Linked DNA regions of Mus musculus: all the other regions are linked to region 3. The links are chromatin loops, found by intact Hi-C in ENCODE. Cell type or tissue: left cerebral cortex. All regions are shown on one strand.

Region 1 (8,000 bases), 58 kb after region 3:
TTTTTTCAAATAATATTCTTAATACAGTATTAAAACTCAATAAATGACAGCTCCTTTAAGGACTGTATGATATATAGTGGGTAGTCAATGTCAAATAAATGAATGGCTTGTTACATAACTGTGGGTTACATCATATGAATCATATAGTTTTCTGCTTCCGTATCCCTGGCTTTGTATCAGAAAGTGCTGTCAGTCACCTGCCACCTACTGTTCCATCTAAATAAATGTGCTATTGTTTTTGTTTCTAATCTATCAATGCAATTACAACATTGTGCTGGTATGCTCTAAACAATGCACAGTATCTTTGACTCTTAGGAACAATTACAGTATTATTGAGGTTGACAAAAATTTCCCATGGAGTCTGCTGTGGGATGCTATACACTAGACCTTTAGAACAGTTGAAGCAATCAAATACCTTAGGAGAATCTCTGTTTCTTTCTTAGTTTCTCTGGTATAGAGCAAAGCATTGGACTGGCAGATCTTCATGGTAAATTTTAGCTCTCACAGTTTATCCTCTTACTCACGATCAGCTGCAACCCTATGTCCAAACCACCTGTTCAGTCATAAATATGAGTGACTCTCATGTTTCATAATAACATTTGTTTGTAGCATGCTTTTTGGGGTGTTGTCATCATGCTCGGATTTATGATTCAGCTTACATCTGGAGAAGTGACTGGAGAGAAGGCTTGTAAACCCTTCTCCAAATATTTGGATGACAAATGAACACCCACCCGCATTTCTAGTGGTTTGAAAATGATAGAAAAGATGATAAACCTTTTGCTGATTTCTAGAGCAAGTCCATCCAGTGAATAAAATTTCTTACAATGAGATAGGCTGCATTCAATGCAATGGAAGATGGATATGACTATCGGACTACTAATGAATAATGGAATAAACATATATTTAGTGTGTTAGGGGTGCAGCTAAACAGCACAGTCCCTCTCTGATACACAGAATGCTCCATTTGCATCCAGAATTGTCACAAGCTGTATGTATTTAAGTAACAAATTAGTAGCTAATAGTGTTTGCAGAGCTTTTTCATATTCATTTCATTGTTAGCAAGTTGAGAGATAAAGTTGGAGATTCATGTATTTCTGAAATTCTTCCTCCCTTCCCTTTCAGTAGTAACCTATATTGGCTTTGTTTAGTTGCATAGGAATTAAAGATGACTTAATACTGATAGTTCAAAATTGGTGAATGAACTCAGACTAAAAACAACAAACAAACAAACACCTGGAGTGAAAAAATCCACCATAAACTTTAATAATTAATTAATTTTTACCATAGTGTCTTCTCTATGAAAGGGCTTCTTTCATGAATAATTACATTGAATGTTCCTAGCTGGCAATTGTATCCTCATGTCCTGTCCTCAGCAATTTCAAGCCTTAGAGAAAGCAAGTGGGCACCTTTATTGATTTTAGAGTTATTGTTTTTTGGAATGAGCTAGTAATTTAATCTTTTATTTGCACTTAAGTATGGCTCAGTCTTCATTTCCTTCTCTTTTCTTCAGCTGGTGGTTTTGTTTTGTTTTGTTTTCATACTCAGTCAACATTGAACTTTTATTGACCCATCCTATTCCAGCAATGGGATGCAGCATGCATTCAGGGAACATTTGTAAGCCCCATAGGAGGAACAACAATATGAACCAACCAGTACCCCCAGAACTCCCAGAGACTAAACCACCAACCAAAAAGTACACATGGAGGGACCCATGGCTCCGGGTGTATATGTAACAGAGGAGGGCCTTGTTGGACATCAGTGGGAGGAGAGGCTCTTGGTCCCAAGAAGGCTCTCTGCCCCAGTGTAGGGGAATGCCAGGACAGGGAAGCAGGAATGGGTGGGTTGGTGAGCAGGGGGACATGGGATGGGATGGGAGGTTTTTGGAAGAGAAACCAGAAAGGGGATAACATATGAAATGTAAATAAAGAAAATATCTAATAAACAAACAAACAAACAAAACCAGGAAAGGGGATAACATTTGAAATGTAAATAAAGAAAATATCTAATAAACAGAAACAAAACAAAGCAAAAAAAAAAATCAACCCAAAGCTCAAACTTTTAACACAATAATTAGTTTGCTATACATTTTAGGCTTAATGCAGTGAAAGATATCAGTGAATGACAGGTGGCATTTCTGGATGACCCCTCTTGCTTCATTGTGCTTCTTTCAAGTTTTCTATCTATCTAATTGTCACTTAACTGCAAAAAACAAACAAACAAAAACCAAACCAAACCAAAACAACCCAACCAAATATTACTTCAGAAAGATACACCACTTAATTTTGTTCTGAAGTGTTTATCTCTTGTATAAAAATAACAATAAGGTAACAATCTCTACAGAGATGACTTTTAAATATTTTTTGTATAAGTTACAGAAGAAATGCAAGTGGAGTCTCAATGCTGTGACCTAAGGCTCAGACTCAGCGGTGATGGCTGTGTGGTTTAGAAGAAGTATAGGAATGGCTTCAACCTCTTGACATGCCAGTGGCTGTTTGAGAATTAGGAATGCTCGCACACAGTTCTCCCTGGTCTGGTTGCTACTACTCATCAAATTCAGAGTGCTAATTTATTGGCTTCTAAAACCACTTTATCTTCTCATGAGTATGTCTTTTTTTTTTTTTTAAATAATCTCATAATGGATTTACTTGGTTGTCAGAGAAAGGAATGATTTAAGGTGTATGTTTCATTTACTTCAAAATCCTAGTCATTCTTTCTTTTCCAATGTAACTTGAGAATGACATTTTTAGTTTCCACGGCCATCGACTGAGAATCAGCATTCTTGCTCATTATTGGTGAGAATCTGAGCGGCTCAGGAGACCATTCTGACCTACGGGGGCTTTCTATGCAACGCAGGGCTATTGTTACCTGCTAGTCAGTTTTACAGGATCATAAAATGCTCGAGAAAATGCAGGATAATTGCAAACCACAGAGCAGGAGGATGTTGTCGTTACAGAATCCGCCAGTCCGGATAGTGAAAGTGAGATTCTTGGAAACAAACTGCACGGCTTTCGTTTCTTCTGCCAAAAAAATGAATATTGATTGCAGCTGGAAGGGAACCATTCTGAGAGAGAAAATAACGTTTTGAATAGGAGTCAGGGCCCGCTTAATATCAGGCAGCCTGAATGTGCCTTTACATTTAATGATAATTGAGCCCCAAAGCTGCCTTTCTGGCCTGAGATCCCACTAAATCAGGAAAGCTATAAATTGCTACAAGGCTCCCCCTCAGGGAGAGGCCTGGAAAGAATGAGTGAGATTGGATGCTCACGTTTGGCTGAGGGTGCTCAACTGTCTCAGGCTGCATGAGCTGTAAAGGAGGCTAGCTCTGTGGCTCAAGGAAGGCTGGAGCATGTCACCTACAAGCCATGAGCTGATTTTCTCCTGCCCCTACTATGTGATGCTGACTCTCGTGACTCTACTATGCAATGTACTCTGCAATAGATGTTCAGGCAATGGTTTGACCTTTGACCCTCAGTACAAGTCTGTGAGATGAAGGTGAGCACCATTGTTCTAGTAGCATGCATGGAAACCCAATATTCCAAATCATGGTGTGATTTTCCTTATGTTCACAACATCTAATTATAAAGTTAGCGCTCCTTACATTTTAATGTTTAATGTCCTGCCTCCTGCCTCCTCCACCCCAGCTGCTTAAAATGTTAATAACAATGCTGCAGTTACCAATGATTTTCATATGCGTTATCTCTACTTTGGTTGCCACTTTTCCTGGCCTTTGGGTTTTTAAGGCAGGCCTGCTTGAGGCTCCTTTGGAGTCCTGGTGGTGTGTCTGAAACAATGACACTGCCTAACAACCAGAACTCTGGTCTTGCTTCCTTCCCTACTGGACATGCTTACCTCACATCTTGAAAGACAGGGAGTTGCCTCTAGGGCCGTGAGCTGGGGGAAGAATGCAGAGGACTTGGGTTTCCTGAGAACCAAAATGTATTAATGGATATGTGTACAGTATATATGTATGCATAGTATATGTGTATGTAGATATATAGTATATGAATGTTTATAGTGTATGCATACGTATATGTATAACATACATATGTATAGCTATGTATATGAATGTATTTGCATATGTATAGTATAATTGTATGTATGTATATGTATATATATATGCTTAAGTATATGATGTATATCTATCTCTCTGTGTATATATGTATGTATGTAGGTATGCATTCACAGCTGTAAATTTGATTTATTTCTCTCTAGGTGGTCACTAAACACTGGTAATATACTGGGAAAAGAAGGACTAGTGAAGAGTTTCAGTGGGAAAGAGAGTTGTCACCAGCCTGATGACCCAAGTTAGATCCCCAGAACCCATAGAGTGGAAGTGGAAAGCCAACCTTTGCAAATTGACCTCTGATCTTCCAAAGACACTTGTCCCAACCTAAAATAAATAAGCGTAAAATAATTTTAAAAAATAAAGTAAAATGAGAAACAGAGAGGCACTAGTAGAAAGAGACATAATCTTTTTAAAATTTTTTATTAGATATTCTCTTCATTTACATTTAAAATGCTATCCCCTATCCTAGTTTCCTCTCTGAAAGTTCCCTATACCCTCCTGCCACCCTGCTCCCCAACCCACCCACTCTTGCTTGCTTCCTGGCCCTGACATTCCCCTGTACTGGGGCATATAATCTTCGCAAGACCAAGGGCCTCTCCTCACTTTGATGGCTGACTAGGCCATCCTCTGCTACATATATAACTAGAGGCACAAGCTCTGGGGGGTACTGGTTAGTTCATATTGTTGTTCCACCTATAGGGCTGCAGACCCCTTCAGCTCCTTGGGTACTTTCTCTAGCTCCTTCACTGGGGACCCTGTGTTCCATCCAATAGATGACTGTGAGCATCCACTTCTGTATTTGCCAGGCACTGACATAGCCTCACAAGAGATAGCTATATCAGGGTCCTGTCAGCAAAATCTTGCTAGTGTATGCAATGGTGTCTGGGTTTGGTGGTTGTTTATGGGATGGATCCCTAGGTGGGGCAGAAGAGACATGATCTTGATCTAGCGTAAGAATGAAACGGGGACAGAGGGAAGCAGCAGTTAAAGGTGGAATTAGTGAAGGTTATATTAATTAGAGTCCTTGCTTCCAGCCTTGAATCTGCAGAAAGGGGGCGGGGCAGAGACTGGGGCATCAGCAAAAGAGTCTGAATGAAACACATGCTCCAGTTTTCGGGGATGCAGGCAAGTTTATCCCAGACAGTAAGGGGCGGTAGAGGCTTATGGTGGTGGAAACAGAAGTACTAGAGACTTCCCTCTAACCCTGGACGACACTCAGTAACGTCCAGAGGAAGGATGGTGGCAGTAGGATAGTGAATAAGGTGACTGCTATAGCTGTTGACGTGCTGGAGGCTATGAATTTGGATTCTGCCTTGATTCAAACGCATGATAATGAGCTTAAAAGGAAAGCAAGTGATAGAAATAAGTTAACCAGGGGGAGATTCTTAGGAAACATGCCTTAAATAAGACAGACATCAACATTAAAGGGGAATACAGTGTTTCTCGTGAGAAATTTTATTGAAAGTTAGCGATGACCTTTTGAGGTCGGGTACTGCTGACCCAGGGAGGATTATCTTGAGGCTAGTCCCTTTTTTGTCCTTTTTTTTTTGTTTGCTTGTTTTCATTCTTTTCTTTTTCCTGGGTGTACCCTGGTGAATGTCATCAGTAGAATCAAACTGGTGTCAAACTGAGCCAGATGTAGTAGATTGGCCAAAGGACTCTTTTATTAGGGGCTGGGAAATGCCAGGAGGACAAACTTCTTCAAGGAATGTGTTCATGGCTGCTCGAATCCAGGGAGGTGCTAATAGCAGAGCTGTGGTTTAAGCTGGCTCTGATCTTGAATGCTGTCGACCCAAGGAATCGCGAGATCTGGTGTTCACCATCTTGGGTAGAACAGGGGCTGGACCATCATGTTTCAAGGCTTATTATCTCTATTGATGATATGAGTCTGGAGCTGGATGGTCACATGGTCATTCATTGGAAGTCATTGGTACGTTTGTCGGATTGCTACTTCTGTTCCACTGGCTATGGATGTTCTTCAAGGAAATTAAAAAACTATTAATAAAGATAATTCTGCAGTTATCACCACTTGTCCAGCCACCCTTTCACCTACTTGTGATTGGGGAGGTATCTCTTTACATTGATGACAGCTTTTTTGTCACATCAGCTCTGTTCTCTCAGTTGTTGGTGTATAATGGCTTTGGTTCTTGTTACTTCACTAGCTGGGTTCTACAGTGGTTTTAGAGCTTCTCAGTTGGGTTCTTTACAGGTTTAAAATGACAGATCAGTAATTATCTATGCATCTCATTATTCATCTCTTACATAATACGTCCACGATTTGCTGCATTCAGTTGAGAGCCCATGGTAAGTATTTCCATGTTTCCATGCTAAATATCCTTTAAGAAATAGCCATGACTTCCTGGGCAATCTCAGCATAACTCTGCCTTCCTCGGGCTTTGGAGTATGAGTTTCTCCATTGGTGGGTCTCTTCAGAGTTTTCTAAAGCCAGACTTCTGCATTTCCTCTTATTCTCTAGTGATTTTCATGTGAGGGTAACAGCTTTGCGGAAAGCATCGCTAACATGTAGCTGGCCAATCAGCATGTCTTTAACTAAATAAGGAGGTAGATTCTGCTGCCAATGTCTAGCTCTTTGGCTGCAAAAAAAGATACACCCCCCACTTGTTTATCAAAGATGATTTTTAGTTCTTATTTCCTCCGTGATTCTTAGCAAGCCTCTGTAAGAACTTTCTGTCTGCTCTAACATCTAGCACTGGGCTTCTGTTCCTCCTTACTGGCATTTCCACACCATTGGGCACTGCAGTTTCCACATTTCCAACAGGGGGAGCACACTAAGGAAGAGAGAAATGCCACAAGGGAGGGAAACATCTGGGCTTGCTTGCTGATGTGTTTCCTTGTGCACATGCTCAGAGAGGTAGCCCAACAGGCTCTAATTTTTGCATCTCCATGAGGAAGCTGCACAAGGGAGAGGCACTGATAACTTCTGCCTTCCTAGCTCTGTATCTCTAGCAGCCGAGGCTGAGGCCACCTCCACATCTCACCAGATAAGTGTTCATTCTTATGGGTGCTGGAGAAAACCTGATGCTAGATATTATTACGTTCTGTTGCACTAAAGCATCCATAATTTAGTGTGTGTGTGTGTGTGTGTGTGTGTGTGTGTGTGTGAAAGAGATATGATGGAAGATAATGAAGTCAAAAGGGGTACTAACATGTCATTTCTAGGATGCCACACCAATGTGTCACCACAGTCTACCTTTAGAGGTTATAATTTTCTATAGTCCTTCCTTATAGGAAGGATGATGTCTGTTATCTGGCTTCTATGTTACTGTCAGTAGGAACCCAGCATTAGTGTTGAACTCATCCACTAGTTTTGTGATGGCTTTCCATTCTGACTTAACTCATCCCAGGGTCTGCTCAAGGCCTGTGGAGGAGCAGCTCAGTGTCCTGACTACACTTCTAACTGGGACTCTGTAGGACTTAAGAACTTTCTGTCTTAAGTACAATGCAAAAGGCTCAGCACCTGGTTTCTAAGATGTATCAAAATGTGTTTCCTTCAGAGCAAAGGTAGAGCTCATGGGGACTTCATCCCTGGTTGTCATTTCAGCCACTGCTTCAGCTCCAAATCCAGGGACTATTTTCACGGGTAGCCTGTGCTTTGTTTTCCTCTTGTATTTTAACTGGAGTAGTGATTTCGTATTGCATCTTCCAATAGAAAAAAAAAAACTATTTGCTTTGAGAAGTCAGGCTACATAAAACTCTGACTTAAAGGAAAAAGAACTTTTAAACAATCTCTCTCCCATGGCTGCTGGAGGAGGAGAGTCATTGCCTTCCACTGGGGAGTTGCCCGTGCTCCAGTGGGTAGCTGCACACTTGCTCACATGGGTTACCCTGGTTCAAGAGAGTGGACCACAAAATGAAATAAAAAGACTTGATCAAGAGAGCAGAGAAGGAACTTGTTGGGAGGAGAGGAGGTTAA
Region 2 (8,000 bases), 120 kb after region 3:
CTTATAGCTTATATGAGGCAGACGATGTTCTAAGTTTTGAGAATATGCCAGTGAATGCAACAGGAAGAAATCCTTGTCTTCACATATTTTGGAATGTAATTAGAAAAATTAATGTGTGTGTGTGTGTGTGTGTGAGAGAGAGAGAGAGAGAGAGGGAGAGAGAGAGAGAGAGAGAGAGAGAGAGAGAGAGAGAGAGAGAGAGAGAGAGAGAGAGAGAGAGAAAGTACAGTGGAAATGAGGTGGAAAATACATAAAGAACTGGGGTGAGGTAGCAATTCTGTATGGGCATGCTTTGCCTAGCAACCTCAAGATACATTGCTTGAAATGACAGAAGGAGATGAAGGCTTACTTAGGTGAATAAGCTAGGAGATCAGCAAGAACAGAAGCTTGGAGGAAGGATCACATGCAGTGTCCAAAGACCAGCCACTTGACTTGGGATGAGAGAGAGCCAAACAAACAATTCAGAGGAGAGTCCTTGTGGGCTTTTGTATGCTGTAGTAAGGACACTGCCTTTCATTTCTGTAGAGATGGTATGTCCCCAAGGGCTTTAACAAGTCATCAGGCAAGACACTGGAACTGGATCACTCTGTTACCACATTGACTAGGCCAAGATGGGTAACAGGCAGGAGCAAAGCAACCATTTAGATACCAAAAGCAATGATACAAACAAGGATGCTGTTTATCTGGACATGGGTTAGTAACAAGAAGTTGTCATTTATGAATAATGTCACAATGACTTAAAAACAGACAAACTAACCACCATTCCCTCCCCAAATGTATATTGCAATATTAACCTTCAGATTTTCTTGCAGGCCATGAGAATTTCTTATGGACCGTTTACAACTGAAAAATGTGATTCTTGCTGAATATACCCTCCAGCTTCTTTTTTCTTAGATACTGGCAGACAAGACTGTGGATGATTAAAGAGAATCCTGTCCCAGAAGAGAATGGCAATGGATATGTTTGAGCAATCAATCCCAATACTGAGATCTCATTATTGTGTAGTACTTAGTAATTTTTAAAAAAATTCTGGATGGATAAGGACTGTAAATCTATCATCTCACACACAAGAGTAGCACCAATTGTCACAGTAAGTTACAAGCATTTATTAATGGCCATATGTGACACCATACATGTTTACAACTGGTCCAGTATAGACATTCATCTTTATAGATGTCAGTTGTAAAAACAGCAGGTGCACCCATGTATCTATCTGGATGATTATAAATTATCCTTATGCATAGGCGTGAATTAAATCATACCTTAGCTGATGTAGTTTGACAAAGGGCCTGACAAATTTAATAAACTCCACCGAGCCAGGGTAGTAAACAGCCATTGTTGTACCCAATATGCACCTAACATTTTGAGAGGAAATGTAAAGAAATATTGTAAGACGTGGTATTGCCTTACAAGTGCTTCAAATCCAGTTTGAAAGGGAGCACTTTGCATTTAAAATGAATCAAGAGAAACCTGACATGGGAAACACAAATAATCTTTTACAATTTTTTGCCCTCCAAATATGGTTACCTGCATAAACTATGTAGCTGTGCTGTACCCAAGACTTCAGATTAATGCATTTAAAGGAGAAGTTAGGCAGATCTTTAGGACATATGAAAATATCATTAATCTCATAATATGTTGTAGCACCTTGGAAGAGAAATGCCAGGTCCCAAGCAGGCGTTAAACTCTAATGTAGGAGACTAGTCCTCCTCTAAATTCATGTCTCTTTTTTGGCTTAGGTTCTTCCTGGCACAATTAGATCCAGTGTGGTGGCTATTTTTATATCAACGTGACACAAGATAGAGTCCTTTTAGAAGAGAGAACCTCAGTTGAGAAATTGCCCTTACCAGACTGGCCTGTGGGCAAGCCTGTGGCACCTTGATTCATGATTGTTAGGAGAGGCCCCAGCTCAGCCTGCTTGGTGACTCCCCTGAGCAGGTGGTCCTGGATGCCATTAGAAGGCAGGCTGAGAAGCCTTTGAGGATTAATTAAGTCAAAAGCAGCCCTAAGTCTGGAGTCAGGCTGCAGGCTTTAAAATGAAATAAACACTTTCCTTCCCAAGTTGCTTCAGGCTAGAGCGTTTTGTCATAGCAATAGAAACCTTAACCACGTTATCTGGTAACCTTGTGCCAAAAGCACGAGAGAATGGGAAGTTGTCCTAAAATCTCTCTTTCACAAATGTTCAGAAAGCTCTTTCTTATGTGGGTCAAAACAGGAGCACTCAAGACCTTGATATACAGCTCCCACTTAGCACTCCAAACAGTTATCTGAATCATAGTTACGACTGCTGTTTAGGATCAACAGAGTTAGCCTATGTAATAAAGAGGCTTCAGAATTCTGGCTACTTGACCTCTCTGTTCTCTAATTGTTAAAAAGAATCTAAAGACAGAAAGGAGTGGCACAAACTTTACCCCAGCAGGAACCCAGCATTTCCAGACGCTAACTACAGATTCTGTCCCTCAAGTGAGATGCCCGTTATAGCTCAGCCAAAAGCCATTTTTAGTATCCTCCTCTTCAAAGCTGCCTCACTGAGCTGGTTAAGTGCTGGGATATGAGGAACTGACCATGCTAAGATGGACTTCTGTGTTAAATCTTTCAGAGCTGGCAAATTTAGAATAACCTGAAGAGCCATGTTATATCTGTACTCCTTATCAAAGAAGCGTCAGGGTAAAGAGTTAACGCCGGAGTTGGGTTTTGCTGGAGGGCTGAATTATTTAATTGTTAGCTATTCCGAGTTCCACAGTGAAGTAGAAGTAACAGAATTATCTGCCTCTCAGTGTAAGACCATCTTCCCAGAAGGTCAGAGGGCATTGGCAGCCTTGTGTTTATTTGCTGGATGTTCTGGGATTTACAGTGCAGTGTGCACTGCTTTTGAGAAGTCAGCCATGCAAGTACATTCTACACAGTTGTGAATAGTAGGTTGGGTATATGCTTACCCATAAAGTGTCAAACTTGAGACCTACTCCTTTAGTTCTAGCCTGGAAACTATAGCTATGGGAATACAGGGCCGTATTCTGAGCTGAGCTTTGGCCTAGACCTACTTGGGCAAGTTATAACTTCTTAGTGCCACACTTTGCCCATCTGTATGGGAGAATAGTAACAACCCTCCATCACAGGGTTGCCGAGAGACAGAGTCAGCTTGGACCAGAGTAAGGGCAGAGACAAGGGTAACCACTCTTGTTCTCACTCACGGGGAGATGGAAAGAAACGACTCAAAATTTCCACCGGCAGGCATTTTATATCTTTAAAAATAACTGTCAGAGTCGACAGTTTGAAATTGATGGTGATCTTAAATAAAATTAATGAAGCCTGCCGTGAAGTAACACCAGCCATCAGTGTGTTTTTGAAACAGCGAATTCAAAACGATGAAAACCCTTTTACTCCAACAAAGAACTTGGCCTCCTCTGGAAGCTTGCTATGTGTCAGGCATATGTAATGGCGTTGAGCCTCGCTTCACCCTGGCACTGCCATCTGCATACTGTAAGAGAGGCAGAAGCTCTAAGGAGCAGTAGCTTTAGTAAGTAACATGGTAAAGATACAAGTCAGACATCTCTGAACTCCCTCTCTGACTAATCCCCAACAGTATCCCTTCTATCTTACTTCAAGCCTTGGCTTCCTTTTTGGCTTTTCTGATACTGCCCTTGATATCCTAATAGAGCCTCCTGGACCCAAAGGGATTTGGCAGGAACTGTGGCAACATGTGGTCTCCTGATATGGATTTTTTCTCCGATAGTAGCTAAGCATGGGACCTCTTGTTCATCTGTCAATGTCCTGTGACTCACTTTGTGGTCCTACAACAATGAGAACATGTTGGAAAGGCTGGAGAAACTGTTAGAAGATTTACAGTAAAATTGTGAACACACATGCATATGTTCCCTCAACCCATGTCTCCGTGTTCTCTGCTCCAATGGTCAATATTTATATTCACAAGTTTTATAGCACAGTGCTGTCATTATTGCAGAATTATTGGAACAAGGCAATGCGTGCCTTTGGATTGGAGGGAAGCCTGAAGTTTCTAGGGTAAGATTCCCGACCACTGTCTGACAGAGTAAACTTGAAGGCAAAGCAACATAGGTCTGGATTCAATGTTGCAGGGGGTGGGGCGGGGTTACGAGACAGTGTCGTACTTTTTTATTTACTGTTGTGAAATGACACCATGACCAAGGCAATGCTTTATAATGAAAATAATGTGATTGGGTGCTTGCTTAGTGTTTCAGAGAGTTAGTTCATTCTCATCATGACAGAACACAGGTAGGCATGGTGCTGGAGAAGTAGCTGAGAGCTACATTCTGATCTGTAGGCAGCAGGCAGAGAACACCAGACACTGGGCCTGACTGGGCTCATCCCCAGGGACATACCTATTTCAACAAGTGCATGCCTATCCCATCAAGACAACATTTCCTTCAAAAATGTTCAGCATCTAAGGAGGCAAATATATGAGTCTATGAGGACCAACCTCATTTAAACCACTACAAATAGGGTCTTGTTATAGATTTATGAATGACTTGTTACTTATCAAGCAGGCCAGATGGCTTCACAATCATAGCAAAACTCTACTTCAGTCTCACAAGGACCTAACAATTAAAGGCATTCACCACCACACCCAGCTTCCAAAATCGAATAGCTTATGAGCTTGGACAGTTCACCTCATCTTTCAAACCTTGTTTCTTCTAGGATAACAGACAGAGTGGCCACATCAATGTTATAGGGTATCTTAGATAGGGTTTATATTACTGTGATAAATCACTATGAATTAAAGCAACTGGGTGGTGGTGGTGGGGGGGTAAAGGAGTTATTTCATTTTACAGGTTGTAGTCCATCATCCAGGGAAGTCTGAGAAGGAACTCAAACCAGGATCCCAGAGGTAGGAACTGAAAGAAAAGTCATGGAGGAGTGCTGCTTACTGGCTTTTCCTCATGGCTTGCTTACCCTGCTTTTCTTACCACCAGCCCAGGGGTGGCACATTCCACAATGAGGTAGTCCCTCTTATATGAATCAGTGAACATGAACATGTACCATAGGCTTTCCCACAGGCCAATCTGGTAGGGCCATTTTCTCATTCGATATTTTCATTTCTTACATTACTGTAGCTGTATGTCAAGTTGCCATAATCAAGCCAGCACATTGGGTTCCTGGTAATGGTCACTGAGATAATGTGGGCCCCTTGAATGGCACTCCTGATAGTGCAAAACAAATGGTGAGTCTTGGGGTGCACAGATTTAACTAGAAACACAAATATTCAGAAGCTAAACCCTACCTGCAACATGCAGTGGCATCTCAGAACTCCTCAGGAAGAAGCCTCTAGAATTTTGCATTTTGAAACTGAGTTGTACATTCAGTAGCAGTTTGGCCACCTGGAGAGCAGACTACCATCTCCAATCTAACTCAACTTCATGCCCCACCTCTGAAAACAGGTATGGCTTCCAACATACAATGTAAAGAAAAAGACCAATAATTGGCCTCTTCTGCTCACAGGGCATGATAATTTCATCCTAGGTAGCCTCATATTATCCTGCACTGTGTGTCCTTTTAATCCTACCTTAGTTTTTTGTTTGTGTGTTTATATATATATATATAAAACTTAACTTTTTAGAGCAGCTTTATGTTTAGAGCAAAACTAAGCAGAGAGTTCAAGTGTGTCCCAGTCTATGTGCATGGCTTTCCACCACCATCAGCGTTCTCCACCAGAATGGCATGTCTGTGAAAGTTAATGAGCCTATGCCACACACAGCACCTCACTGAAGTCCACGGTGTACACTAAGGCTTTGGTTTAATGCAGCACAGTCTATGAGTTCAGTAGACTTCCACCATGTATATTTCACTGTGGTATCTCAGGGTAGCCAGACTGCTCTGCTCCAAACCCCCTTCCCCCATCTCTGGTAACAATTCATCTCCATAGTTTTGCTTTTCTGGGCAGGTGACACTTCTTATTTGCAGCTCTGCTTGGCATATTTCTACTGGCTCTGACACCTCTACCATCCAATGTAAATCAAGCTTCACGTTCACAGCTACACACATGAGCCCATAGGACCTCCATGCCTGGATTCCTTTTCCATGACCCTGAACTCCGAGGCTCTCTGGGACTGCAGAGGAAGATTCCACAACCTTATTACGTGTGTGTATCCTCCATGAGTCTAAAGCTAGCCGTGGACAGCACTGATGATTCAGCTGACAGCCTGGGTGAGCCCTGGCCCTCTTGATCACATTTCCGGAAGTTCTTATCTGTTGTTTGTGTTCCTTTGTAGGTGTAGAAAATGACTTTGGCCTCTTCTCATTTCACAAATCAGAAGCTCAGCTGGGTGAGGGTCTTGCCGTGAAGCACTCCTTCCATTGCTTCAATGGGAACCAGGCCTCTTGTTAGTCTATTCATTACAAGCCTTGGCTCCAAAAATAAATTTATTTGAGTCATTATTCCCTTCACACTGTACTTTCATAGTTCTTTCTGCCAAAATCCTTCTTTTTATCTTAGACCTTCATAAGAGCGAATATTAATAACTTAACTATACAGTAGAGTTAATACTAGGCTCTCTTGGAATCTCCTCCAACAAAATTTAGTCCACTAGTTTTTAATTTAGCATCAAGGTCAGGCAAATCCTTAGGACAAAGACAGAAAGCAGACACATCCTTTGATAATATACGGTTAGAATAATCTCTTGAACTGAACTTCCATAATCCGCATAGATTGTTGTCCAAGTTCTTCCTAGTAATCTGTTGAGCTCTGCTTAAAACATCCAACTTCTTTTCTACTATGAGACCTCCCAGTCTTCCATATTCCTCTAAAAAACAACATGCTCAAGTTCTTCACAGAGACAGCCCACTTCCTGGAACCGACATTTGTATTAGTTACTGTTCTATTGATGTGATAGACACCATGACCAAAGAAGCTTATAGAAGAAATCATTTATTCTGGGCTAACCCCCTAGAGGGTTGGAGTCCATGCAAGCACAGTGGAGGTAGGAGAAAGAGAGAGCTAACTCAAGGTGTCATGATCTTTTGAAACCATGAAACCTATCCCCAGGGACATACTTCTTCCAGCAGGGACACACCTCCTAGTCCTCCCCAAGCAGACACCAACTGGGGATCAAGTATTGTAGAAGACATCTCTCCAACCATCACAGTGCTTACTCTTCCTTACATAATGTCTGTTGGTTTGTTTGCTTCTCCCATTGCATGAAGGCAGTGCCAACCCTCAGGGCTCAACTATGCCTGGCTGAGAACTTAGTTAATGAATAAATCATAAAAATGGCTTGCATCCTTCTGCTACCATTAGAAACTGATGACTAGAGATCCAAAAGGGGCAAGGAAAATCTTAGTTGTTGTTTTTCTTATTTGCACATGCCAAGCTCCACACAGAACTCCTCATGGCTATTTAATCTGGCCAGCATAACTGCCTGGAGGTAGGTATCGCTTTAACAGGTAACATAGGGAGTGTATAAGAAATAGAGCCAATACATGCAGGTAAGAAAGTGAGGCTCTGAGACCTTATCCTTGGTCACACAGCTAATGCTCAAATTCAGGCCCTTCAGATGCCCAAGCTGAAGTTCTTTAACTGGTTTAGAATTAGAGGAAATGTAATGGTCATTCACTCTACTCGTTGGATTTGTAATACAGCTGGTAAATTTACTGCCATGATGCTCACTGTTATTTGTTTAACATCATGCAGCACCTACCTATGGCTGGCTACATGCTTTAGGGTGTTAACCTGGCTGTTCTCAGAAAATTGCCAACTTTCTGCTCTCCTCAAGAGTTCCCTGATTGGCATCCAGGCTTTGAAGAAATTGTGAAGGGATGAAACAGCAGCCAGAAAAAAAAGAAAAAAAAAAAAAAGAAAAAAAAAAGAAAAAAGGGCTGGCTGCAGCAGAGGGTGAATAAGCCAGGCTCTAGCTCCCACACAGTATAAAATATTCTCTTTCAACAGTGCACAGAAATTTCAGGGTTTTTCATTGTTGTTGCTCTTGCTCTTACCATGACTCAGTAACAGGGTAGGTACCCAGGATGTC
Region 3 (8,000 bases):
ACCACAGAGCATCAACTCTCAACCTGTGGGTCAGGACCCTTTGGGTCCAATGACTCTCTGACAGGGTTGCCCAAGACCATTGGAAAACATGGATATTTACGTTAGGATTCATAGCAGTAGAAATTCACAGTTAGGAAGTAGCAACAGAAATAATTTTATGGTTGGGGGTCCCCACTACATGACACATTGTATTAAGGGGTAGCAGCGCTAGTAAGGTTGAGAACCACTGCCATAGAGACATCTGGGCATCCATGTTTACCATGTTTAATGGTTTTGGAGTCAATCAAAATTCTCATCTGGAGGATGCTGCTTTGTATAAATCCCTAGTGCAAGATGGCAGAAGTACGTTCAGATATTTTTAGAGATTTTGTCCTTATCCCAAGACAAAGTTTATGTAGTTATTTTTTTAAGTGAAATTCAAGTTATCAACTTAAATATTAATTAAAAAAAAATCAAACATTCTGGGGCTGGGGCTATAGCTCAGCTGTAGCATGCTTGCCTCTCAAATATCAACGCCGTAGAGTCAGTCTCTAGAACTTAAAAAAGATACACAGTAGAAATTGAAGATATACTTATCTGATGTTTGCAGGCCGAGGGACGATGGTAGGCAAATATTAAAAGTCTATGCTTACTATAATTAAAACTCATATAAACAATACAAGAACTGCAAGTGAAAACCTAGGAGTCTCAAACCTGAACCAGGAGGCTTTAGGTAGTGTCTGTTGGTGTGTTGTGGTCTGAGGATTAAACATGTGTATGTTTGGAACCAACGCTGATATTAGATAAAAATAAGCCAGAGGAAATCTTATATCTGGAATCTAGATTAAAAAAAAAAAAAAAGACAAGAAAGTGGACGGGTACTATTTATAGGTGGAGAAGGGACTGGTGGGAGGGGAAGTGGGCCAGAGAGAGGGAGGAGTGTGAATAAGTATCTAACCAGGATGCAGTGATAAAAAACAAAACAAAACAAAACAAAACAAAACGAATACCTTTGAATTTCTTTAAGGAACAGTACATCATCTGTATGATATGCTCTTACAGAATGATGCTACTCTCGGCGTCCTTCCTACACCCATAAAATGTTGAAACGACACCAACGTTTTGAAATCCTCCAATTTTTAATTGGAAATTGTTAAGTATTTGCTAGTTTTTAGTTGTTCAAATTTCCCTAAGGAAATACATGCTCCCCAAAACAGCAATTTTTTTTTTTTGGGTGGGCAGAAAACCAAATGCAACGGAAAACTTGGTTGGGCATGTCTTCTGAATCTGCAGATAAATTGCAGATAGTTTATGGTCTCTGTGATTCCATCCTTTATGGTTTGTTATAGCCCAGGAAGTCACTGGTAAGACATCTCTGCTGTTGAGAGTCCCTGTCTTGTTGAGTCATGTGATAATAAAAATTTGTAGTCATATAACCATAGTCGCTTTCCTGGCAAACCCTAGGATCCCCTTTGAATCACTACAAGGTTAAATTATAACCAGCCCCATGTTCCTTGTTGTGAGTACATTTTATTTCATTTCTGCGTTTTGGAAGCTGGGATGGGAATCTACTGTGGAAAGAGTCTCCTCTTACTTGGTGTGGGTGAGTGATCCCTCTATCTCGTTCTTTGGCTTTTCCAGTTATCTAAATTTTCTGTATTCGTTTTTATACTCTAGAAAAATATAACTGTTTTGAGGAGCAAAATATCTTCTTAGGGAAATCTTGGCAATTAAAAACTAGCAAATATGTAACATTTTCCCAATTAAACATTTTATGTATAAGCAAAATACAGTGTGGGCTTAAGAACTGTGGTATTTTGTCCTTTTGAGCCTTCTTTACAGTCTGAAACAAAAATGTTTACCTTGCCATTAAAAAAAATTAAAAAATAAAAATAAAAAAGGGGGTGGAACCACATTTCTCCATTTCGAAATATATTGTTATATCTATAAGGTGCCTTCCCACCTTTAGGGACTTTCTGTCTTGGTGATAAACAGCGCCTCTGAACACCTCGGGCCAGGCGCTTTGAAGAACTTCAGATACCGTGGAGCCTGTATGAAACAGTGCTGGGGTGGATGCCAAAGGGGACACCCAGTCTGGACGGTACAGAAAAGGGAGGATGCTAAAGTACCACCAGCCCCTGACTCCTGCCACTCCACCGAGAAGCAAAACAAACAAACACGGGGATGGAGAGGATCGACCTGGGAAGTCTGTAGGGAGAGAGGGGAGGCAGACACTTGAGAAGTTACTGCGGCAACCACGAGGAGCCCACATCATGTCCACTAAGCAGAATTCGTAAATCCCTCTGCCTTGGGGAAGGCAGCACGCTCAGCTCAGACACCCCGGCCTCTTAGAGGGCTTCAGTAAGCAGTCCTGGAAAATCGGATGGGATTGATGCGCCGTTCCAGTCCAATCCATTTTCTAGTTTGCAGGGGAAAATCCGGTCCGGCGTTTATTTTTAGCAGCGCTTTCCTGTGACCGAATGCTACTGCTTTCGGGCTGGGATACTGAGGACCGTATTGGGGAGAGAAGCCAGGGCGGGCGGGGGAGCGGGAGGCGGTGAAAAAGGGAGGGGGACGCCCTGCGCATGCGTGCCAGCGCCCATGCAAATCTGCTGTACATCCAGAGCAAAGTGGGATGATCTGTCACTACACCTGCAGCACCACGCTCCGAGGACAGCTCCTTCTTGCAGCTTCCAGACTCAGGTAAAAAAAAAAAAAAAATACAATTCTGAGCGGGCCTGTGCATGCTTTTCAGTATCAGATATGCATCGCAACCTAACCTATGTAGAGGCAAATCTGCTGCTGCTGCTGCTGCTAAGTGTCCTTTGGTGGCTGATCGCAGCTTCAAGGTTTAAGAAATCCCATCTTTCAGGAAGCCTGAAGGGAAAGAAGGAAGTACAGGCGAAAGCATCAGATTGGCTTTCCAGATTTGGGGATCTGAAGCGGGCCCACATCTTCCTGCCAACTTCCATTGAACTTCCCAGCACTCTAAAGGGACCGAAATGGAGAGCAAAGGTATGTGGCTGTCCCCACCGGGGCACTTCCCGCTGCATGTGCGTGTGGCCAGGGCAGCCCTCGGCTAGGGGACTGCAGTGCTCCGGAGCGGGAGGAGCATCACACTAGGTCGATAGGAGGAGGAGATGCTATGTCCGTTGCAGCAGCAGGAACGTGGCAAGAAGGCCACTAACTCCCACAGCGTGGAAGCCAGTGTTTAATACTCCCATCAGTTGCGTAGTGGAGTGGGATGAGTTTTTTTTTTTTTTTTAAGGGGGGATGGATAAGACTCCCTCCCAAAATGGAGGGGGAGGAAAGATGTGTTGGTAAAGCGATTTCTTTCCTGTACAATGATGAACTGAAATACATATATTTTGTTGGCTTTAGGATATGCTTACAGGCATATTTATAGCCGATATCCAATAATGCATTGCTAAAAATGTTTGAGTTTCTCCACCCCACCCTACAAACATGGTGTTTCTGGGTGTGTATGACATCCGACTGCATTTTGAATGGGTATCAGACGAAAAATTGGATCTATCTGAAACAGCGTGCACAGGAACTGACCTCTAAGAAGACCAGGGTACAGAAGTATTGCTTGGCTCTTTGAGCGCGTTGTGTTCACTAGTTTTGGACATGTACATATTTAAATTCTCCTCATAAGCAAATTTGAAAAATTTACACCCACAAACTGCTACATGAACTGTGGGAATCAACTTCTCGTTGGCATATCTAACACATATAAACAAAGCAGCCATTAGAATTGTAAGTTTGGATGTCCTTTGGACTTAACCCCACACAAACAGGTCTCTTCCCTTCCTTAAAATGCCCACTAGGTTGTGAGTACCCTGAGTGAGGACGTGGCCAGATACCCAGTAGGAATATAGAATGTATTTAATTTTGGTGAAATCAGAGAAATGATGTCAACTTTTATGAAACTATATTCATTATCCAGAACTGGAAGAAGCTATATTTGAAGCGAGGTTTTATTTTTAACCAGAATGTCAGTCACTGTGGCAATGTACTTAAGGCTCGGGGAGTGGTGTTGAGCTACCTATTTCTGGTATGATTAGTAAAACTGGAGTGTTGGTGATAGCAGCCGTCTGCTCAGTAAGGTTATTTTGAGTATTTAATTAGTAGGTTTATTGTAATTGTACCTAGGTAAGCACTGGCACTAAAGGAAGATCTGAAATGATGTGGAGAAAGAGTAGCGGGCAGTTTTCAGATAGGGCAAATTATTTTTGTGACACATTTGGTGGGCACTTCCTTGTCCGACAATAATGTACATACAGAGAAAATCCGCGTCTCTTAATATACGTAGTGTATTACAGAATCCACTTTAAAATGAAAATGCAATCTTTCTTAAATCATAAATTAATATAATGTTTTAGTTAGTTAAGCGTTTCTTGGACATAAGGTTAACAACAGAGAGTATCACTTTACTATGAAAAACTGTTTTTCTGCTTAGACGACACCTGGTATTTGGCCATTAAATCTGGTTATTTGGCAGTGGTTCTTGGTAACATTTGCCTCGAATTTATACAGCAATTATTGGTCCATCATAAAATGAGTATATATCTTTCAGCAATATTTTGTATTTTCTTTTATTGCCTATAAGGAATGCTGCCTGCCTCTCAGAGTTCCAGGTGGTTTATAAGTCCTAATAATAACCATAGAGTTCCAGCCATGCTGCCAGTCTGGGGAGTTCAGAAGAGAGACGGAATTTCAGAAATAGACCTGAGAGGAACTGGGCCAAAAGTTCTATGTTAAGTCAGACAACAATGATCTAGTGGCTCACAGCTCTGATATAAAGGCAATGAGAACTCTTTTTATAAGCTAATATCGTGGCCATTTTGCAGAGGACTCACAGTTACTTGTAACAAAGGAGCAAGTGAAAGTCTTGATGAATTTTAATTTCCGGACTTTACAAAGCTGAGTTGTCCAATTAGCAACCACGCTGACACGAATACTTATAGTTTCTAAATCGATGCAATTGGCATGATTAGGACTGCAGCTAACTCTGAATTTTTATTCCAGATGGGGAAAGGAATATATTCATGGGCATTTGTGTCTGCATTCCATTCTAATAAGAACATCTTTCATTTCTTATGTCCTGTCCCCAATAGATTCAAATGTAATCATAGGAAGATATGCTCAAGTAATAAGTGCATTACTCATTATTTCCTTTATTGGAATTAATTTTAGACTGAGTTAAAGAATCATCAAATGATTCAACTGACTATACAAGAGTTTATCATAGCAGAAAACGTTCCCGTGACCTCTGTTTAGATGTGAACCCTGTCACCAGTGTCAGGCCACCTTCACATTACCTTTACTGTTTGAAGAGCAGAGGAGCCACCCAGCTCCGTGAGAGCCATGAGGCTCACAAGTAAGATGAGTTCGGCTTGCTTTCTTATTATTTGACATCACTCCCCGTCATCGAAGATAAGGAGGAAACACAGCTCAATTCTGAGTCAGTATCAAGGATCTTTGTGCTCCGTGGTAATTACATTGTCTCCAAGACTGAGTTTGATGTGTTGGGAGTAACTTTGACAGAAATTGTGCCCTGAAGATCCCAAGGACTATTCTCAAATAACGTAGAGTGTTTAATATTTGAACTTGGGGGTCCAGAAACTTTTCTGCATCCTAGAACTGCTTGGTATGCTTCATAAACACTCTCATGAAGGGTCATATTTAAGATACTTAGTTCGAATGTTGGATAGGAACCAAGATGTGTGCACTTTTTAAATGTCCCAGGTGTGATGTGTTTGAGAGCCACCCATCTGTGTGCTTAATGATAGACTGCGGTTTGCAGACACATTTAGAACTGCAGGATGCTCAGTTTTACTCTAGGCCCACTAGACAGACTGATTACAGACTCTAGGTCGTCTGTATTCAGGATAAAGTTTCAGGAACAATGATTTAAAGGTACCTTGTGTTTCTCTTCCCTGTTTTCCTCTCTCCTGACTGTATCACTCTTTGCTTGGCATAGAGTCTCAACTTCATGCATGTTAAAAAAAAAAAGAAAGAAAAAAGAAAAAAACCAAAAAAAAAAAAGCAAAACACCTATAGTGATTTCTCTATGTAGAGATGTTTAGGCTGCATCCTTTGAGATTTGAGTTTACCTAGTTCGAAGGAAGGGATCTGTGTATAGTTCTTTAAAAACAAACAAAACCAAACCAAAACCCAATACCCCTCCTCTGTCCTAGTTAATTTTCTATTGTTGTAAAGAGATACGATGGCTAAGACAACTTATAAAAGACAACACTTATGGTTTCAGAGTATAAGTTCATGATTATCTGGGCAGGAAGCATGGTGGCAGGCAGGTGCGGTGCTGGAGCAGTAGCAGAGAGCTTATGTCTTCCAGAGAGAGAAGGGGGTAAAGGGGAAGGGGACGGGGGAGGGGGAGAGGAAGAGAGAGGGGTTATGGGCCTGTAAAACACTAAAGCCCACCTCCCCCCCAGTGGCCACACCTCCTAATCCTTCCCAGATAGTTCCACCAGCTGTGGACCAAGCATTCAAACATATAAGTCTATGGGGTCCATTCTCATCAACCCTCCCCACATCTTCCAAATGATGCTACTAGCCAGCCAATAACCATTGATTGATCCTAGACCTCACTTTTGTTGGTTCACATTTCAGGACCATGAGCATGACCTCAGAAGTTTTTAAAGATGCTTGCCAAATCTCTCAGGATTTATTACTTCATACCTGGGTTCCTGAAAAATTGCATGGTCGTTTACATATACGTTAAAGTCTCAGAGCCACTTGTCTAAATTGTAGGAAGCAGACTGTAACTGAAAGGGACAGTACACGAGACACCGTAGTGAGGAAGCTCAGATAGAGATCATCTACTCTTTGTGGAGGTTATGGGTGAGTGATCAGGTCCCAGACCCCTGTTTGGGAGAAAGCAGATAAGAAAGTCTCTGCCTTGTTGTTTGAATACCAATCAGACTTGATTTTAAGAACCCCTCCTGTTCTTACTCTAGCCATTTGCTTTCAGCTCCCAATAATCTTTAAACATTTATTCTTGAAGTTCACTGAGAATTCCTGTTAAGATACCACTGTTAGCCCATGAGAGGTACTGCACTGTTTAAGTTGGCATGAATCTCACCACAGTACAGGTCACTTCCATTGTATTGTATTCCATTGTATTGTATTGCTCAGCTCTCTGAACTGTCTTTCAGTTCAGTGTTCTGCACTGTCTTTCCTGACCTCTGTGTTTAATGGCTATTTAAATAGAATTTTCTATGCAGCTGAAATGCCTGCTTTTGTATGTTGCATTTCTTACACCGTCAATTGAATGATCTTTATTTAATATTTAATGAGTGTCTACTTTGTGGGCAACATGCTTAGTTCTGAAAATCTATAAGAAAACTAAGCAAAATATAGTAGCTCATGGCTGTAACTCCAGCACCCAGAGAATTAGGAGTCAGAGGATAGACTCTACAGTATAGTTAGTATGAAGCCAGCCTGGTCTACTTGAGACTCTGTTTAAGTAACAAAATCTAAGATGTAATCCTTGATCTTAACCACATTGCTCTCCTACCCCTTGTCTTTATTACTGTATTGATTAACTTTATTGAGGGCATAATTTGATCCTGTAACATTTCAGCAGGTACTCTGGAGGCCACCTTAGGAAAAACATGTTACTTTTGATAGTAGGTACACTGGTTTTACCTGCTGAGTTGATTTTACATGCTGAGTTGAATAGAGAATAGTTTTTTTTTTTTTTAAGCAACATTTTCATGTGTTGATAGGATTAGTACCTGAGTGAGAGAGAAAGTCATCACATTACAAAGGCACTGAGAAACATCAGTTTGAGTCCAGGGCAGAGAAGGCTGGAAACCAACTTCTGTTTCCAACAAAACTTGCTCACGCTTTCTGGAAAAGAAACAAAATGCTTTTTGCAGTCATTAACTTAGCAGAACTGAAAAATAATTTTATGAAAATTGCTTCCTCGTTGCACAGCAATAACAACTAGAAAGACCACCATGGTGGAGAAGTCAGATCTAGTAAGGAAAGGG

What was found. Peaks named below come from ENCODE experiments on the same cell type or tissue, not always from the same donor. Only the 100,000 strongest peaks of a DNase experiment are listed, where the experiment ranks them.
Region 1: it touches region 3 in a loop (2.1-fold over the local background); 2 of 42 quality-filtered maps call a loop at or near these places.
Region 2: it touches region 3 in a loop (1.8-fold over the local background); 2 of 42 quality-filtered maps call a loop at or near these places.

Annotation. Positions count from the first base shown.
Region 1 is chr16:28,689,588-28,697,587 of GRCm38, reverse strand. It overlaps a transcript of Fgf12 not described here. Among named protein-coding and RNA genes, the nearest start is that of Gm46548, 48 kb to the right of the region's middle. In left cerebral cortex, a CTCF peak has its summit at 6,840; DNase peaks (open chromatin) are centred at 589, 3,051 and 3,201; H3K4me3 peaks cover 509 bases; H3K27ac peaks cover 1,238 bases.
Region 2 is chr16:28,626,421-28,634,420 of GRCm38, reverse strand. It overlaps Gm46548 (a long non-coding RNA gene), which reads left to right. Exons shown (of 2, transcript XR_001781891.2): 1 at 1-4,020; 2 at 4,809-8,000. It also overlaps a transcript of Fgf12 not described here. Among named protein-coding and RNA genes, the nearest start is that of Gm46548, 15 kb to the left of the region's middle. In left cerebral cortex, no CTCF peak of the experiment used is centred here; DNase peaks (open chromatin) are centred at 1,817, 2,488 and 3,459; H3K27ac peaks cover 1,446 bases.
Region 3 is chr16:28,747,828-28,755,827 of GRCm38, reverse strand. It overlaps a transcript of Fgf12 not described here. Among named protein-coding and RNA genes, the nearest start is that of Gm46548, 110 kb to the right of the region's middle. In left cerebral cortex, a CTCF peak has its summit at 3,806; DNase peaks (open chromatin) are centred at 2,482, 2,946, 3,489 and 3,857; H3K4me3 peaks cover 3,420 bases; H3K27ac peaks cover 2,023 bases.